Linked DNA regions of Homo sapiens: all the other regions are linked to region 2. The links are chromatin contacts, found by Hi-C or POLR2A ChIA-PET in ENCODE. All regions are on one chromosome and are shown on one strand. Each heading gives the region's core, a stretch centred on a gene start or an enhancer-like site at or near the end of the contact. The rest is flanking DNA. Distances are from core to core; before and after follow the strand shown. Region 1 holds the start of ZNF627 (zinc finger protein 627). Region 2 holds the start of JUNB (JunB proto-oncogene, AP-1 transcription factor subunit). Region 3 holds the start of RFX1 (regulatory factor X1). Region 4 holds the start of ZSWIM4 (zinc finger SWIM-type containing 4). Region 5 holds the start of MIR23AHG (miR-23a/27a/24-2 cluster host gene).

What was found. Hi-C counts contacts between places; a loop is a spot of excess contacts on that map. ChIA-PET counts read pairs that join two places held with the same protein, here RNA polymerase II (POLR2A). Pooled maps may share reads with other maps.
Region 1: a pooled map shows a loop between it and region 2 (8-fold over the local background). The contact joins the promoter of ZNF627 here to the promoter of JUNB in region 2. A Hi-C loop is called at or near these places in 1 of 168 maps with a recorded cell type or tissue (B cell), 1 of 37 single-sample maps with no recorded cell type and 4 of 50 pooled maps.
Region 3: a loop to region 2 is called in a map of ascending aorta, with 4 times the contacts of the local background. The contact joins the promoter of RFX1 here to the promoter of JUNB in region 2. A Hi-C loop is called at or near these places in 1 of 168 maps with a recorded cell type or tissue (ascending aorta), 4 of 37 single-sample maps with no recorded cell type and 16 of 50 pooled maps. POLR2A ChIA-PET finds 5 or more read pairs at or near these places in 1 of 52 experiments (activated CD4-positive, alpha-beta T cell).
Region 4: a pooled map shows a loop between it and region 2 (7-fold over the local background). The contact joins the promoter of ZSWIM4 here to the promoter of JUNB in region 2. A Hi-C loop is called at or near these places in 4 of 50 pooled maps. POLR2A ChIA-PET finds 5 or more read pairs at or near these places in 2 of 52 experiments (activated B cell and activated CD4-positive, alpha-beta T cell).
Region 5: a map of ascending aorta shows a loop between it and region 2 (12-fold over the local background). The contact joins the promoter of MIR23AHG here to the promoter of JUNB in region 2. A Hi-C loop is called at or near these places in 17 of 168 maps with a recorded cell type or tissue (B cell, CD14-positive monocyte, CD4-positive, alpha-beta memory T cell and 11 more), 7 of 37 single-sample maps with no recorded cell type and 31 of 50 pooled maps. POLR2A ChIA-PET finds 5 or more read pairs at or near these places in 5 of 52 experiments (BJ, T-cell, activated CD4-positive, alpha-beta T cell and 2 more).

Annotation. Positions count from the first base shown.
Region 1 is chr19:11,595,477-11,598,819 of GRCh38, forward strand. It overlaps ZNF627 (zinc finger protein 627), which reads left to right and starts at 2,007. Exons shown (of 4, transcript NM_145295.4): 1 at 2,007-2,154. The coding sequence starts at 2,152. RefSeq lists silencers at 1,792-1,921, 2,262-2,401 and enhancers at 1,946-2,944, 2,032-2,111.
Region 2 is chr19:12,789,864-12,793,562 of GRCh38, forward strand. It overlaps JUNB (JunB proto-oncogene, AP-1 transcription factor subunit), which reads left to right and starts at 1,623. Exons shown (of 1, transcript NM_002229.3): 1 at 1,623-3,452. The coding sequence starts at 1,909. The coding sequence ends at 2,952. It also overlaps a transcript of HOOK2 not described here. RefSeq lists silencers at 1-501, 1,362-1,941, 2,312-2,421, cis regulatory regions at 1-488, 1,328-1,882 and enhancers at 186-685, 986-1,597, 3,472-3,591, 3,486-3,699, 3,612-3,671.
Region 3 is chr19:14,004,194-14,007,839 of GRCh38, forward strand. It overlaps RFX1 (regulatory factor X1), which reads right to left and starts at 2,127. Exons shown (of 21, transcript NM_002918.5): 1 at 1,910-2,127. RefSeq lists enhancers at 1,353-1,881, 1,882-2,409, 2,410-2,937 and silencers at 1,549-1,928, 1,979-2,158.
Region 4 is chr19:13,793,269-13,796,692 of GRCh38, forward strand. ZSWIM4 (zinc finger SWIM-type containing 4) reads left to right here and starts at 2,175. Exons shown (of 14, transcript NM_001367834.3): 1 at 2,175-2,533. The coding sequence starts at 2,381. RefSeq lists silencers at 1,809-2,298, 2,319-2,528 and an enhancer at 2,769-2,838.
Region 5 is chr19:13,841,214-13,844,812 of GRCh38, forward strand. It overlaps MIR23AHG (miR-23a/27a/24-2 cluster host gene), which reads right to left and starts at 1,705. Exons shown (of 1, transcript NR_036515.2): 1 at 1-1,705. RefSeq lists a cis regulatory region at 603-2,111 and silencers at 617-676, 1,137-1,866.

The DNA.
Region 1 (3,343 bases), core at 757-3,256, 1.2 Mb before region 2:
GCATGAGCCACTGTGCCCAGCTTAACCTGCCTTTTTTTTTGAGACAGTTTCTCTCTTGTTGACCAGGCTAAAGTGCAATGGTGTGATCTTGGCTCACCGCAACCTCCACCTCCCCGATTCAAGCGATTCTCCTGCCTCAGCCTCCCGAGTAGCTGGGATTACAGGCATGTGCCACCAGGCCCGGCTAATTTTGTATTTTTATTTATTTATTTATTTTATTTTATTTATTTATTTATTTTTGAGACGGAATCTCGCTCTCTCTCCCAGTCTGGAGCGCAGTGGCGCCATCTCGGCTCACTACAAGTTCCGCCTCCCAGGTTCACGCCATTCTCCTGCCTCAGCCTCCCGAGTAGCTGGGACTACAGGCGCCCACTGCCACGCCCGGCTAATTTTTTGTATTTTTAGTAGAGATGGGGTTTCACCGTGTTAGCCAGGATGGTCTCGATCTCCAGACCTCGTGATCTGCCCGCCTCGGCCTCCCAAAGTGCTGGGATTACAGGCATGAGCCACGGCGCCTGGCCTAATTTTGTATTTTTAGTAGAGATGGGGTTTCTCCATGTTCCGAACTCCCGACCTCAGGTGATCCGCCTGCCTCGGCCTCCCAAAGTGCTAGATTACAGGCGTGCTCCATCGCACCCAGCCCAACCTGCCTTTTAATACTAATACATTACTTTGGGTCTCATCCCACATCACTTCATCAGAGAGCATCCTTCCTCTCACCTCAGTTATTTCTACTTTTTTTTCCACGTATAGATGTTTTTTCAGGGACCGGAGGGTATGGGAGGAAGCCTTGGCACGCCTCATCCCAAATGCCCGTTTCCCGGAACATCAGGCCCTTCCTCCTCTTCCTGTCCTCCCTGGCCTAGCCTGGGCTCCCTCCCGTTCTGAGGCAAGGCGATTGCTCCATGTCACAGTGAGTGTGGAGTTCCCTGCACATACTGGTGACCTTGTGTCCGGAAGGAATTAGAAGGAAGAGCTCATGGAGTGCCAGAAGAAGACAGTGCCTACTCTGGCAAGCTAGAAGCAAGCTCTGCATTAAATGCAAATATTGGCCGGGCACGGTGGCTCACATTTGTAATCCCAGCACCTGGGGAGGCCTAGGCAGGAGGATCACTTGAGCCCAGGAATTCACGACCAGCCTGGTCAACATAGTGAGACCCCATCTAACCCACCCCACCCCCGTCACACACACAGCACCAACAACAAAATAAAATTAGCAGAGTGTGGTGGGGCGTGACTTTGGTCCCAGCTACTAGGGAGGCTGAGGCAGGAGGATCGTTTGAGCCCGGGAGATTGGGGCTGGAGTGAGCCGAGATCATGCCACTGCAGTCCAGCCTGGGTGACAGAGCAAGACCCTGAAAGAAAAAAAAGAAAGGAGGGAGGGAGGGAGGATGGAAGGAAGGAAGGAAGGAAGGAAGGAAGGAAGGAAGGAAGGAAGGAAACCAAAACAAGGCCACGCGTGGTGGCTCACGCCTGTAATCCCAGCACTTTGGGAGGCTGAGGTGGGCGTATCACTTGAGGTCAGGAGTTAGAGACCAGCCTCGGTAACATGGCGAAACCCCGTCTCTACGAAAAATACAAAAATTAGCCAGGCGTGGTGGCGGGTGCCTGTAATTCAGCTACTCGGGAGGCTGAGGCACGAGAATCGCTTGAACCCGGGAGGCAGAGATTGCAGTGAGCTGAGATCGCGCCACTGCACTCCAGCCTGGGCGACAAAAGCGAAACTCCGTCTCAAAAAAAAAAAAAAAAAAAAACCAAAACAAACCCTCAAATATCCCTCGGGCTGGGTGCAGGGAGGAAACTCGGCCTGAGAGGCGCAGTGGCTAGAACCAGTCAACACTGCTACGCACAGCCACGTTTCCATGGCTTCCTACGTCACTCAGGCCTTAGGGGGCGGGGTATGTCACCCTATCCAATCAGGGGCGCTGGGGCGGGGCCCTGCCAACTGTCCATTCAGATGGGCCCGGGAGAGGAGGGCAGGGCCTGCGCCTCCCTACGGAGCCTTTGTTTCTGGCGACCGTCCCCACCCGGGCTCGCGTCTCCGTTTCTCCGAGAGGCCCAAGGTGTCTCCGCCGCAGCCTCTGTCGCGCCGTGACCTGTACAGGTCGCGGGAGTCGTAGGGAGGACGCCGGGACACCTGGAAGCCGAGAAATGGTGCGTGTGAGGGGTCAGGCGTCCCCAGACCTGGGGGAGGGGCTGGTTGGAACCGGCCGGAACCGGCTGTGGAGGGACCTAGGCCTCCCTGCGGCGACTCCGGGGTCTGGGACCCGAGTTCCCTCGGCCGCAAGGTGGGGCTGGGCCAGGAGCTGGGACCCCGGTCGTCCTGTCCCGTCCCTGCGCGACGCCTGCGGCCCCGCAGCCCCGCGTCTCCCCACATGGTGCGGGGGCCGCGGGAGGGTCATGGGGGTATCCCTCCTCGGATGTGGTTCGTGTTGCAGGAGCTGCGGTCTGTGGCCGCCCCCCACAGTCCCGCCTTTCTCCCGTTAAAAATTTAGAGTTTATTTGAGCAAACAGCGGCTCATCGATGGAGAAGCTCCCGGTCGTGGTTTGTGGCTTGGGGATCCGTTGGAGGGAATGGAAGGAAAGGCTGTAAGGTGCAGGAGGAAGCGAACCAAATTCAGTACTTGGTTGGTGACAGTTATGCAGTCGCCTTATTTGCTCTATCTAGGTGGACATTTTCTGCTTATGTAGTCAGAGGTGGATTGGTGGTTGTGGTTTATTAACCCTAAATTTTATTTCCTTATAAACTGGTAATTTATAAGAATTTCATTTGAGGCTGGAGCGCGGTGGCTCACGCCTGTAATCGCAGCGCTTTTGGAGGCCAAGACAGGAGGATCGCTTGGGCCCAGGAGTTGAAGATCAGCCTCGCAATATAGCGAGACCCCATCTCTGTTAATTTTTTTTAAATGAACATATTCAGACTGAGACCAAAAAACTACTACAAATTTTTAAAATATAAAATCAAATAAAAGAATTTCATTCGACTTAGATTTCTGTTTCCTTGGGTAGGAAACCAGGACACCATAGCCACAGCCCTCTAATTGTCTCCAAATTAATTATTTTAACACTCCCCAGGGGGACAGGGTCCCAAATCCTTGACCTTGTTCCCCTAGCCTGACTCCTCTGGCGCTTGCAAATAATTCTTGATACCACTTCTTTCACCATATTCCCAAAAGGTAACTCCAGTCACGACATTATCAACTCTTTGTCCTTTATTGCACATTTCAAACTAATTAATTTGTATTATTTTTTCAAGGAGCAATCGATTGGTCTTTTAAAAATATTTGCTTTCTGTTTCTGAACATTTCACAGGAGAGGAAAGCAGAGAATACATGTATGAGAC
Region 2 (3,699 bases), core at 373-2,872:
GCGCCCTGGGACCTGGCAGATAGTCGGGTTCCCCGCTTCTGGCTCGGGGCCCCAGGACAGCGCTGGTCCCACCTCTTCCTGTGCCCTAATATGGGCGGCGGGGAGAGACTTCGGGGGCCGGCCCGCGCTCAGTCCTGCCCGCGGACTCCCGCCTGTTGCCATGGCGACCAGGCCCCGCTCCTCGGCTGCGTCCCCCGCCGTCGGGCCAATGGAACACTCCCCAAGCCGCCTGCCTCCGCGGTCCCCTGCAGGCACCGCGGGCGGAACCATTGCTTGAGGGGAGAGGATGGTGGCTGGAGGCTGCCGCGGCTGGGCGGGCTCCAAGCACCCGGGCCTCCGCGGGGGCTCGCACGCCCAGGTTCCTCTTCCGAGGCGCAGGATGCGGCGGGACCCAGGGCGGGGCGCACGGTCCCGTAGGATCCGAGTGACGGAGACAGGGCCGGGCTCCTTCCCCCGGGGCTGTTGCCACACTTCCTGCCTCTGCGCTCTTTCCCCAGCCTGTTTCTAAGGAAGGGAGTGGGGTTGGGCGACCGCGCCCCAGCCGTCGGGCTGGGTCCAGGCTCTAGGAGCCGACACGGTGTTGGGCAAAGCCCAGGGTCAATAGGGGAGGGTTTTAGGATGGGGGACAGAGAATACAGATGACTAAGAGGTTACCATCGAGGGGGAGCAGCAGTCGTGGAAGATCCAGCAGTCCTGGTGCGCGGGACCCTCAAGGCCCCCTCCTCACATGTCAACTGAGTACCCTCTTATTGTCTTCTCTGCTCCGAAGATGTGTCCGGCCCCTTCTAACTCTCTCCTTCATCCGGGCTAGCAGATGACCCCAGTGGTCCCCAATTTCTGGCAGACATGTCTCCATCTTCTACCTGGCATATTTTACCTGCCTCAGTGTACCCCAGGCCGCTTACTAGCTTTCTGCATATCTAGACTTCCCCTAATGCCTCCTTCCCGCTTACGGGAGAGCCTCAGACTCTGGACTCAGCTCCCATGAGCTCCTGGACCCCTACTCATTTCTTGCAATTTAATGGGTCATGCAGCTCCACCCACTCACCCCTTTTGATCTCTCCCCTCCTCCGTCCTGTGAAAATTCCAGTCCCGCATCCTTCTGAGCCCGGGACCCCCAGTCAATTCCTGGGTCAGGTGTCTCCTTAACCCTCCCGATTTACAGTGCTTAACCCTCATTTCTGCTTTTTGGGGTCTCCCAATGGATTGTCAGTCCTCCTACCCCTCTCGTATTCTGGGTACCTCAGGGGTTTCTTCGCACATACTGGGACCCTCACCCCACTTGCTGCGTACCAGGTCCTGGTATTTGTCCCAGTGGACTCCAGGGAAATCATCCTCCTCCCTGAAACCCCTCACTCATGTGCCTGGGCCCCCCAGCACCTCCTTCCATGCGTACCCCGAGGTCCTTTGAGCCCCTCCCCCTGCAGCCCCGCCGAGCCACCCGGCCCGTGGCCGCTGTTTACAAGGACACGCGCTTCCTGACAGTGACGCGAGCCGCCTCCTCCCCTTCCCCACGCTCGAGGAGGGGGGCGCGGGGGCCCGGCTCCGGCGACGGCCAATCGGAGCGCACTTCCGTGGCTGACTAGCGCGGTATAAAGGCGTGTGGCTCAGGCTGAGCGGCTGGGACCTTGAGAGCGGCCAGGCCAGCCTCGGAGCCAGCAGGGAGCTGGGAGCTGGGGGAAACGACGCCAGGAAAGCTATCGCGCCAGAGAGGGCGACGGGGGCTCGGGAAGCCTGACAGGGCTTTTGCGCACAGCTGCCGGCTGGCTGCTACCCGCCCGCGCCAGCCCCCGAGAACGCGCGACCAGGCACCCAGTCCGGTCACCGCAGCGGAGAGCTCGCCGCTCGCTGCAGCGAGGCCCGGAGCGGCCCCGCAGGGACCCTCCCCAGACCGCCTGGGCCGCCCGGATGTGCACTAAAATGGAACAGCCCTTCTACCACGACGACTCATACACAGCTACGGGATACGGCCGGGCCCCTGGTGGCCTCTCTCTACACGACTACAAACTCCTGAAACCGAGCCTGGCGGTCAACCTGGCCGACCCCTACCGGAGTCTCAAAGCGCCTGGGGCTCGCGGACCCGGCCCAGAGGGCGGCGGTGGCGGCAGCTACTTTTCTGGTCAGGGCTCGGACACCGGCGCGTCTCTCAAGCTCGCCTCTTCGGAGCTGGAACGCCTGATTGTCCCCAACAGCAACGGCGTGATCACGACGACGCCTACACCCCCGGGACAGTACTTTTACCCCCGCGGGGGTGGCAGCGGTGGAGGTGCAGGGGGCGCAGGGGGCGGCGTCACCGAGGAGCAGGAGGGCTTCGCCGACGGCTTTGTCAAAGCCCTGGACGATCTGCACAAGATGAACCACGTGACACCCCCCAACGTGTCCCTGGGCGCTACCGGGGGGCCCCCGGCTGGGCCCGGGGGCGTCTACGCCGGCCCGGAGCCACCTCCCGTTTACACCAACCTCAGCAGCTACTCCCCAGCCTCTGCGTCCTCGGGAGGCGCCGGGGCTGCCGTCGGGACCGGGAGCTCGTACCCGACGACCACCATCAGCTACCTCCCACACGCGCCGCCCTTCGCCGGTGGCCACCCGGCGCAGCTGGGCTTGGGCCGCGGCGCCTCCACCTTCAAGGAGGAACCGCAGACCGTGCCGGAGGCGCGCAGCCGGGACGCCACGCCGCCGGTGTCCCCCATCAACATGGAAGACCAAGAGCGCATCAAAGTGGAGCGCAAGCGGCTGCGGAACCGGCTGGCGGCCACCAAGTGCCGGAAGCGGAAGCTGGAGCGCATCGCGCGCCTGGAGGACAAGGTGAAGACGCTCAAGGCCGAGAACGCGGGGCTGTCGAGTACCGCCGGCCTCCTCCGGGAGCAGGTGGCCCAGCTCAAACAGAAGGTCATGACCCACGTCAGCAACGGCTGTCAGCTGCTGCTTGGGGTCAAGGGACACGCCTTCTGAACGTCCCCTGCCCCTTTACGGACACCCCCTCGCTTGGACGGCTGGGCACACGCCTCCCACTGGGGTCCAGGGAGCAGGCGGTGGGCACCCACCCTGGGACCTAGGGGCGCCGCAAACCACACTGGACTCCGGCCCTCCTACCCTGCGCCCAGTCCTTCCACCTCGACGTTTACAAGCCCCCCCTTCCACTTTTTTTTGTATGTTTTTTTTCTGCTGGAAACAGACTCGATTCATATTGAATATAATATATTTGTGTATTTAACAGGGAGGGGAAGAGGGGGCGATCGCGGCGGAGCTGGCCCCGCCGCCTGGTACTCAAGCCCGCGGGGACATTGGGAAGGGGACCCCCGCCCCCTGCCCTCCCCTCTCTGCACCGTACTGTGGAAAAGAAACACGCACTTAGTCTCTAAAGAGTTTATTTTAAGACGTGTTTGTGTTTGTGTGTGTTTGTTCTTTTTATTGAATCTATTTAAGTAAAAAAAAAATTGGTTCTTTATTAATTTCTGTTGTCTTTTTTTCCAAGCTGGGAGGGCGGGGGGAAAAAAAAAAGCACTGGTTTGCCCCCAGCTCAGTGCTGTTGGTGGCTCGGTCCTGTATGTGTCCCCCTCGTCGGTTCGGCGCAGGCATCTTGTGGTCCCAGCCCAGGAGTCCCACCCTTCCCGCGTCCCCAGATCTCCAGGGTTGGATGGTTGGGGCGCGGGACGCGGTCCAGGGACCCAGGAGCTGAAGGCAGGGTGCTCCGGCCGA
Region 3 (3,646 bases), core at 877-3,376, 1.2 Mb after region 2:
CCAGCCTGCTCAGTTAGCTTTTTTAAGAAGGGCTAGCCGGGCGCGGTGGCTCACGCCTGTAATCCCAGCATTTTGGGAGGCCGAGGCAGGTAAATCTCGAGGTCAAGAGATCAAGACCATCCTGACCAACATGGTGAAACCCCGTCTCTACTAAAAATACGAAAATCAGCCGGGCATGATGGCGAGCGCCTGTAGTCCCAGCGACTCAGGAGACTGAGGCAGGAGAATCACTTGTACCCGGGAGGCGGAGGCTGCAGTGAGCCAAAATCAAGCCACTGCACTCCAGCCTGGCCACAGAGTGAGACTCCGTCTCCAAAAAAAAAAGTGCTGATGATCCGTCTAGCAACTTGGCATTTCTAGCTTTTTTGTTTGTTTTACTGAAAATTAATCTCCACCTGTCCTAACTTTCAAAGAGTCCCTGCCTCCTCTAAAAAGGGCCAGGCCTAGAAAAAGTACCTGGAGAAGTTAGGACCCGCCAACCCCCACCAGACCAATCTCAAACTCTTGGGAAAAAGCCTGAAATGATCCTTTTCCTTGGAATGTATTGACTGATTTAAAAGGAAATGGCTGCAGTTTGCACACCGACACTAAGCTCAAAAGCAAGACGGAGAATAAGCCAACTAGACTTGGCCTGGCTGGCTACTTAAAAAAAAAATTCCTCCCCGAGCTGGCAGGATATTGTCACCCTAAAAAGCAGTGGCAAAGATTCTCCTCTCACAAACATGGATAGCTTCCCCTTCCCTCTGACCGCTCCTGCCCACGTGGCCCTAGAGGCTGGGACCTTGTCAGTGACATGTGACTCGGTTGACACTCGTTTGACACAAAAACATGTGTCTGGCCAAGAGAAGCGGGTTTAAAAAATCTAAGAAACTTCCTCAGGCTTCATTTGCTCCCCCATTCCCAGTAGGGGAGACCTCGATGGGCAGGACCCAGAAACGTTCCATCTCCAGGAACAAACCCCCGCAACCTCAAACCAGGAAACATCAGGTCTCAAACAGCAGCCCAGAGAAAAGCACTCAGGTTTCTGTTCCTCTAAAGCATTCCCTCATGGTCACTCCTCCCTACCATGGACTTTGATTTCTGCAAACCAGATCCTCCACGCTAAAGCCAAATCGACTCCTAGCTCCTCCATGAAACTTTGCTTCCTCTTTGCTTCCTCCCAGAGAGAAGGTGGCAGGTTTAGGAGTGGGCTGCAGTGTTGAAATCAGGACTAGCTGACAGTTATTTTATCAAACCACATTCAGAAACGGTAGATACGAGGAAAAGGTTCAAAGATAAGCCGTAAGTAAAATTCCTGGAAGGAATGAGGAGTCCCGGTACTGCAGGAAAAGGGCGATGTCAATGATTCTCCCCATTTTACAGGATGGAAAACTGAGGCCTCAGATGGACAGGCACTTGTCCAAGTTCTGAGTCCTGGGACAACTGCAAAGCTCTTAAGGAAGAAGGGAGTCGCTTAAGGATCTGGAAGGCGGACCGGGTGGTGGCTGCCCACCCTGGTTCCCGAGGTGGAGGTTGGGGAGACCCAGCCGGCCCCGCCCATACCTTCCCTCCTGGTCCCGCCCACCCACCTTGGCCCCGCCTCGTACCTCCCTCGCTCCCATTGGCCCAGCCTCCCCAGGCCCGCCCCTTCGCGCTCCCGACATATAAAAGCCCCCCGCCCCGGCCTGCCGACCTCCACTCGCCGCGGGCCTGCGAGCGCCCGCCCCTCGCGGGGGCCGGGCCGCGGGGACGGGGGCGGGTGGTGTCGTTCCAGCCGGGCCCCGGCCCCCTCCCCCACGGTCCAGACAGTCGCCGCCGCCATTTTGACCGCCCGCCCCTTCCCCCCGGACTGTGATTACAGAGACACCTACTGCCCCGGCCCCGCCGCCCACCCCGGCCCGGCCAGCCACCCCGGGGCCGCCCTGGTTACCTCCGCTTCTCCCCACTTCTGTCTGCGGAAACGCTTTTCGGAGGTCTCGGAGTCGATGTTGGGAAGGGGACGGGACGTGCTGGGGTCCCCGGGCCGGGCCTGGGGGGTGGGGGTGGGGGTCGGCCGGGCGGTTGTTGTTGTTGACTCGCGTTGCCGGGTTGCTTGGTCGCCACGACTACCGTGGCTATGGCGCCTCCGTTTCCCTCACCGGGGCAACTGTTGCTACCCACCCTAGTTACGTCACGCGCGGGGGCGGGGCCCGGGGTGATTGGCGGCGGCCGGAGAAGTGATTGGACGGCGCCAGGCCTTGCAGCTAAACTATTAGTTCCGATGCACGCTTTTCAACACCCTCTGGACTTCCCGGCGATCTGATTTATCAGTATGAATGTCCATCAAAAGAAACTGAACCCTCAAAGGCAGCCGGGCCCGTCACTCCGGCAGGGAAGCAGCTGGTTAAGAATAAAGGGGTAGGACTCGTGAGGACGGGATTGGTTTGCCGATGTAAAACCGGCCTCCTGGTTCGACTAAAGGGACGTCAATCTACCAAAGGTTTGCCGCGCTCTCTGGCTGGAGGCCGTGCGCATGCTCGGCACGCAAGGCCGATTGGGAGTTGTAGTCCGCTCTTGCGTACACTTTACATGTCTTACCAAATTAAAAAGGCGAGAAAGGAAGACTCCGCTCCAGACTTCTCTCTCGCTCGGTGGGCCAGTTTCTGGCTTCTTGCGCTGACGTCAGGGGAGGAATGCAGTGACGCAGCGCAGCCCCTCTGTGACGACAGCGGCGAAGGCCGGACTCGGGATTCGATGACGTCACTGGGCGCGCGTCCCCCTTCCCCACTGCCCATGGCCCCGTCGGGGTTGGGTGGAAGCGGGAGGCCGCGGCGGGGTTCGATCCCAGCTCCCACCCGCTGGGGTGACATCCTCCTCCGCCCAAGCCGGCCAGACAGCGCGGCCGCCGCGCCTTCTCCCGCCTCCCGGTCCCCTCCAGCCGGAAAAGGTCACCGCTGCCGGGGTGACCGCGGCTATCTCTGCCCCGCAGGCGGTGCGGCCGCCTTGGGAAAGGTCTCTGCAAGGCGGGGGACTTCATTCGCGGCTTCAACCGCGGTAGATAAGCAAAGGTCAGCCCCGACCCAGCCCAGGGAGCTTGGTCCGCCCAGGAGAGCTCACCACAACCCCCGCCACACACACACACCTCCCACACATACGCTCCTCTGTGCCTCAGTTTCCTCAAGGGACTGTCTGGGTGCTGCAGGACGAGAAGAGACAGAAACAGGGCCCGGACTAGGGTGAACATCTTGGGAGCAAAAACTCAGTCATCAAGATAAATAATCTTCTAATTCAATATTTGTTAAATATCCAAATTAATGGGAAAAAATAAATCTATGATGAACAAAACATCACAATTTTAAATAAAGACAGGATCCGCCAACACAGGGATTAAGGTGAGATGCGTTATGCAAGCTCAGGGTCAGATCTTGTGTTTAAAATAAATTTATTATTATTATTTTTTGAGACGGAGTCTCACTCTGTCGCTGAGGCTGGAGTGCAGTGGCGCAATCTCGGCTCACTGCAAGCTCCGCCTCCCAGGTTCACGCCATTCTCCTGCCTCAGCCTCCCGAGTAGCTGGGACTACAGGTGCTCGCCACCACGCCCGGCTAATTTTTTGTATATTTAGTAGAGACGGGGTTTCACCGTGTTAGCCAGGATGGTCTCGATCTCCTGACCTCGTGATCCGCCC
Region 4 (3,424 bases), core at 925-3,424, 1.0 Mb after region 2:
CTGTCCCCCAGGCTGGAGTGCAGTGGCGCAATCTTGGCTCACTGCAACCTCTGCCTCCTGGGTTCCCACCATTCTCCTGCCCTAGCCTCCCTAGTAGCTGGGACTATAGGCGCCTGCCACCATGCCCGGCTAATTTTTTGTATTTTTAGTAGAGAAGGGGTTTCACTGTGTTAGCCAGGATGGAAAACATTCTTAATGAAATATTTTAGGCCGGGCGTGGTGGCTCACGCCTGGAATCCCAGCACTTTGGGAGGCCAAGGCAGGCAGATCATAAGGTCAGGAGTTTGAGACCAGCCTGCCAATATGGTGAAACCCCGTCTCTACTAAAAATGCAAAAGTTAGTCAGGCGTGGCGGTGGGTGCCTGTAGCCCCAGCTACTTGGGAGGCTGAGGCAGAATAATCACGTGAACCTGGGAGGCAGAGGTTGCAGTGAGCTGAGATCACTCCATCTCAAAAAAAAAAAAAGAAATATTTTTCCTTGTTCCCTTCCTGCTATGTCTCCAAAATCCACTCTGTATTTTACCTTTCCAGCACAACCTAATTTCAGCCAGTCCCATTTCAAGGGCTCAGAGACCACTTGTGGCCATTGGTGACCATACTGGACAGTGCAGGTCTGCAGGGGAGTTTAACTAATTGAGGGGGTGGCAGGGAGAGTGGGTGAAGACTGGCCAGAGGGTGCAGCTGTGAGACTCGAAGTTTCTCCAAGAAAAAGCTAGGGCTTCCATATGGATGAGTGGATAATCACTGTTTTTTTTTTTTTTCTGCTGTGCCTATCATTTAACTGAATGGAGGCAAAGCATGTGTTGGTTGGTACATTCAACAAGTTCTAGGTTAAGCGCCTACCTTCCAGGTGCTGCCGGTACAGTAAAGCACAGATGGGACAAACTCCTGCCTCCTGAGGCTCACAGTGGAGAGGGAGAGATTGAAATTAAGCAACTACCAAAGGTGGATCACTTGAGGTCAGGAGTTCAAGACCAGCCTGGCCAACATGGCAAAACTCCGTCTCTACCAAAAATACAAAAATTAGCCGGGCGTGGTGGTGGGCGCCTATAATTTCAGCTATTCGGGAGGCTGAGGCAGGAGAATCACTTGACCCCGGGAGGCGCAGGTTGCAGTGAGCCGAGATCGCACCACTGCACCCCAGCCTGGACGACAAGAGTGAAACTCCGTAAAAAAAAAAAAAAAAAAAAAAAAAAAAACCGCCGAAACAGATAAATAAATGGTAATGGTGAGAAGTATGAGGAAGGAAAAATGCAGGGTCCTCTGAGGACATTGGCAAGGAGCCGGGACGGGAACGGGTGATGGAAGCCATGGCCAGCTTCCAGGCCAGAGACGGTGGCCTACACAAGCTGAGTCAGAAAAAATGCTCAGAGGTGCTGGGGTTTGATTAAGTGTTAGGGTGAACCTCATGGAATTGCCATTTTAACAGGCCAAAAATGGTAAAAAAAAATTAGCAATTTCATATGACCCAAGATAGTATCTAGGGCATGGAAAGGAGGGGCGGGGTACTATACTAGTTTTGAGGCTCAAGGGATGACCTATGAACCCCCTAACCGAGCTTTGTTTCTGGAGAGGGGGTCCGCGGCCCGCATGAGCTCCCTCAGTGAGCCTGCGACCCCTCCGCCCCCACAAGAACCAAAACTTGACCCGGTGCCCAGAGAGGTTGAGTGAGTTTCTCGGGTCGCACAGCTGGGAGGGACGAGGGGCTGAGCCACTGCCAAGGGATCCCGCTGCTCTGTCTCGCTCACCGGCCGGGCTATGTTGATTGTCCCCTCGCGGCGCCCGGAAGCGACCCTCAGTAAACAAAGCCGTGTGTGGGCGCAGCCCCAGAAGCCTGGGGCGCGCAGTCCAGCCCAAGAGAGGCGGGGGAGGAATGTTGTGAATGAACCCCGGGCCCGCCCCGAAACTCCGCATAAGGCCTGGGCCGCGGGGGTCCTCCCACTCTGATTGGCCTCTGGCGCCCCGTGATTGACAGCGCCCCTCGCTGTGCGCTCTGGTTGGGTAAACAAGAAAAGACTGGCATCGCAGTCATCGAGTGAGCAGCGAGGCTTGGACACGGGTCTGGCGGCGCAGCCAATGGCGGGGGAGGGCCGAGGAGGCCGAGGGGGGGCCAATAGGGACAGGCGGTGGGGGCGGGACGACGGCGGAGCTAAAGCGGCGGCTGAAGCAGCTTCATTGTTGTGAAGAGTCTTAAAGGGGCCGCATCACCCTGCCGGCCCGGCGCGGGTCGGGGGTGGGTGCGGTAGGGGTCCCGGGGCGGCCGAGCGCAGAGGACGGACGGGAAGGAGGGCAGGGGGCGCGGGAGCCGGCGAAGCGGAGCGGGCATCGGACCGAGCCCCCCAAAGAGGCCCCGCCCCGGCCCTGGCCCCGGCCGGGCCGGATGGAACCCCCCGCGGCCAAGCGGAGCCGGGGCTGCCCCGCGGGACCCGAGGAGCGCGATGCCGGGGCCGGGGCCGCGCGTGGCCGGGGCCGGCCCGAGGCGCTGCTGGACCTCAGCGCCAAGCGGGTAGCCGAGAGCTGGGCCTTCGAGCAGGTGACCGCGGGGGAAGGGGGCGGGGGCAGGGACGCACCCCCAGCACCTTCCCCACCTGTCTTCTCCTCCCCCACAATCCCCAGACTCCAGAGCTAACCCAATCAGAGACACCCCCTGAGATTCCACCCCCAGGACCCTTAACCCTGCCTGGAAACACCCCCTCATCCTCCTGTTTCTGTCCTTCAAACCCAGTAACCCACCCCCATCCCTTCTCTGCCATCTCTGCCCCTCAGCGCCCCAGATCCCAAATCAGGACACTTCCTTCTTCTCCTACCAACCCCAGATCTCTGAGATCTGGCCCCCATGGCCCGCCTACAACCCTGGGCACCCCTCTTTTCCCGCCTTATCCCCCAACGGTACCCCTCTTTTCCCACCTTATCCCCCAACGGTACCCCTCTTTTCCCACCTTATCCCCCAACGGTACCCCTCTTTTCCTACCGCATCTTTATTCGCCAATCAGGGCACCCCATTCAGTCTTCAATCCTCTCTTCGGCCCCCCGCTTGGGGACACCCTGTCTCCCTCCATCGTAGCCTCTAGAGACTCACACTACCCCATTCCTGCTCTCCAGATCCCTACCGTACACCCCAAGTAAATAACTCCCCCATCTCTCCAGATTCCAGCTCAAGACACCCCTTTTTTCCCCATTCATTCCTGCCCTCGAGCCTCCAGATTCCACCTGTTCCTTGGGGACCCCTCTCTACTCCTCCAGATTCCTCTTTCGGGGCTGCCCGTCTTCTCCTGGCTTGCCGCAGGGATTACTGAAATGCCAGGGTCCCTCCTCCTCCCCACCTCATCCCCCTGACCTATCCTATCTCTTCCCATAGGAAAACAGCAGGGGCGGAGCCTGGGTGGTGGTCCCTGGACAGGTGCACCTAGAAGCTCTCTTCTGT
Region 5 (3,599 bases), core at 455-2,954, 1.1 Mb after region 2:
TCTGCATGGAACATCTGGCGTCCACTTGCATTGTTAGAGGGTGGGCACGACACGGGGGTCCCTCCTAAAGCATCCGCCTCTGCTGTCTTTCTCCAGCGAGCAAGGGTCGGCGGAGGCTCAGTGGCCAGGCCAGCACAGACAGGCCCGACCCTCTGGACACGCCCTGTCACGCATGTGCTCCGCGTGCCAGCCCCAGGCCAGGCCGGCACCTATTTTAGGGCCCCCTCTAGATCCACAGGCAAGGCCTGCCTGTTGGGGTCTTGAAGGAGCTCCCAGAGGACGTGCTGCAAGGGCAGAGGGCCATGGGTGCCTCACGGGATCAGAGAACAAAGCTAGCACCAGCCCCAGGGCCTGTGCCTTCCCAGGACATCGGCATGTGAACACATGTACCCAGGCTGGCCCGGGCAGGGCATGTGGGCGAGCGGACAGGGTGTGTCCAACATCACCTCGCCTCTAAGCCTGGGCACCTGTTGGGTACAGCCCTCCAGCTGGGGCAGGACTGCCAGAGGACACCCCTTATGCCAGGGGTCCCCCAGCCCCCAGCCTCACCCTCATAGACCAGGAGTCAGAGGCTGCCAGCTGGGGAAGGTTGGGAAGGGGGCAGGTGACAAGGAGCCAGCTGCACAGCCAAAACATTCAAGAAGCCACTGGGTCTGGGGCCTGGCTGGGCTGGGCTGGGCTGGGCTGGGCAGGAAGGTCAGTTAGGGCTAAGGGCTTTAGGGGCAGCCAAATCTAGTGCTAAAATCAGAAAACAGTCTGGGGCTAAGACAGAGGGGTCGGGGTTCAGTCTGGGCCCTTTTAACCTCCTCCTTCAGCCAAAAGGCACGGGGACCCCAAGCTGCACAGGGCTGGTCCCCAACCTGGCTTTCCTTCCTATGCAACCTTGAATGAGCGCTTTTCTCCGAAGGGAAAGGAGACATCCCCCCAGCTCCCACCAGCCCCTGCCCAACAAGAGACCTTCCCCCTACCCAGCGGGCGACACGTCAAGAACTTGGACCGGTATCCACCCCCGCCCCCACCCAAAGAACTCTGAGAGACCCCCCCAACCCATTCCTCCCGTCCAAAGGCCAGGTCGGGGGGCTAGGAGTGGGGTAGGCATATGCATATCCAAGCCCCTCAACCCAAGCCCCATGTCCGAGCCGGACACAAGCCCTCCCACCCTGACAACTCTCTGCCCACCTTGACCTGCCCAAGTCGCGCGGGGACCCGCCCTCCCCACCGCATTCCCATGCGTCCCCTGGGGGGTCGGGGTGGAGGGGCCACTGGGAAGGGAACAGAGGCCGGGCCGCCCTTCCCCCGCTCCGTAGGGGGCGCCCCGGGACTCCGCGGCCGCCGTCGCCACCGTCAGACGCACTGTCCCCGATCCCCGACCCACCCCGGGCGGCGGGGCGCTCAAGGCGCGCGGGGCGGCGCCCTCGCCTTCTCGCAACGCTCTTGGGGACCCGCCGGGCGCAGCCCCACTCCGCCCACGAGCCAGGCGCGGAAAAGTTGCCGGCGCCGCTGCCGCCGAGGCGCCGATCGCTCCCGGCCTCCCTCCTGGGTCCCTCCTGACTTCCACTTACCCGCGGGGGGAGGGGAGCCGGGCGCGCACTCCGGGCTCCGGCCGCCGCCCCGGGCCGGGCCGGCCGAGGCTCAGGCGGGCGGGCTGCGGGCCCGAGACCGGCCGGGGGCGGCCGCCGGCCGCGCTCCACCCCACTCACTGGCCGGCCAGCCGCGGGGCCGAATCGCTTTTAAAACCTTCCCGTCTCCTCCCCCCCTCCCCGGGCCGGGCAGGGGGCGGGCGCGGGGCGGGGCAGGCGTCGCCGTCATGTGCCCCCGAGCCGGCCCGCCCCCAGTTTCTCTGTCCTGTCCCCCAACTCTGTCCCGTCCCCCAACTCAAGGCCAACTTTCTCCCTCCTTGTCCCGAAATCAGCCTGGGCCCCATACCCAGCCCAACTTCCCCCTCTGGACCCTGAACTTGAGTCCCAGTCCCGAGTTTTAAGCCCAAGGCTCTGTCTGCGGGGGTAGGGTGGGAGCAAAGGGTCTAACCCCCTATCCCACCTCTGGAACCCCTGTTGGTCTAAGGCCTGCGCCTGCCCAGGGAGAGGCAACCCAGGAGGCCGTGAGCCCCTGGGAATAGAGATTGGTGAGGGGCGGTTTGGCGGGTGGGCTCGGTCCCAGACCCAGGGCACACTGGGCACTGCAGACCCCTCCCGGGGAGGGGGGCCTGGGTCTGGGTATTGCCCTGGGATGCCACCAAACAGGAACCCCCACTTGCTCCAGTTCCACAGCGCCTTCTCCAGCCTTAGGAAGTTCCTCCTCTTATCCTACCTAACCCTCTCCTGCTGCCATAGAAAAGACTTTCTGGTCCCAGGCCATGCAGCCCCTGGGTCTGGGTCCCCTCCCCCTAGGCTTCCCGGCACCCTCCCCCACCCGCTGGGACCTCTGGGAAACTCCCCGGGCTCCCGGAGTAGCTCTGGGAGCAAGGCCCTCCCTGGATCCCTCCCTCTTTCCCGGTGTGCCTGTCTTTCCCGCTCCATCCTCCAGCCTCCACCGGGAGGAACGCGGCTGCATTGTTCCTCAGGAGGAGGCCCTGCCTCGGGGCCTGGCCCAGTGCCCAGGTGGGTGGCCAGGAACAAAACTCTGAGATCGAGGGGCGGGGTGCCCTCTGCAACCATGCCAGTCTCCTTGGGCATGTCCCGCTGCCATCTGCCCTCTCCAGGACTCGACAAAGGCCGATGGACCCCTATCCACCACCCACGACCACCATCGTGTCACAGTGGGGGTCTGGAACCCGCAGGACCCTTCCCAGACCTGGGTGGGCATTGCTTTGGGGGATGATGTTTTCCACTCAGCCCCCAATATTTTTGAAGTGTCATCCTTGGGGCTAGGGATCCAATTCTTCATCCACGTCCTGGGTGGTAAGATAGCAGCCTCCCCTTTTGAGTAACTCTGGGGGTGGGGGCGCGGGGGTACCCAGCAGCAGGCCAGGCCCTCCAAGGGACTGGAGGGACTAGTTGGATGCTTCTGTGTCACCTTGCACCCCAGAATTCCTCCAGGGTCCCCCATTTCATCAGCTCAGCTGGCTCTCACCTTGCTACCTGGTGGAACTGGGGAGAGGGAGTTAGGAGCCACACCCAGCTACCATCCCGTGGGGCCCAGCCCTGGGGACTCCAGGGCCTTTTCTTCCCTGTGGGGCCCAAGGGGCAGGCTGGCCCAGGATGCAGGATCTGACAGGTTGGGGCAGGAGGGGGCAGAGCCGCCTAGTGGGGCCCCAGGGGAAGATTTGGGGTGGCACAGAATTCCCCAACTCAGGGTGGGGCGCAGAAGGTGGGAGCAACTTACCACATGGCCTTCTGAGCAGCTACACACAAGAATGGCATTTCCAGGGCGGGCCTGGGGTGGGGGTGGGGGTCTCCCTGTAAGGGACACACGCACACAGACAAACTTGTCATTGCAAAAGTAGAAAGTGACCAAATTACAATGACAAACAAAACTCGGATCTCTACCGCATCCCCATCCATATTGCCCCTCCAGAATTCCCTTCACCCCATAATAAGGCCTTCCATCCAGACATTGCCTGTCCCGTCATCAGTCCAATTCACATTCAGGGAGAACAC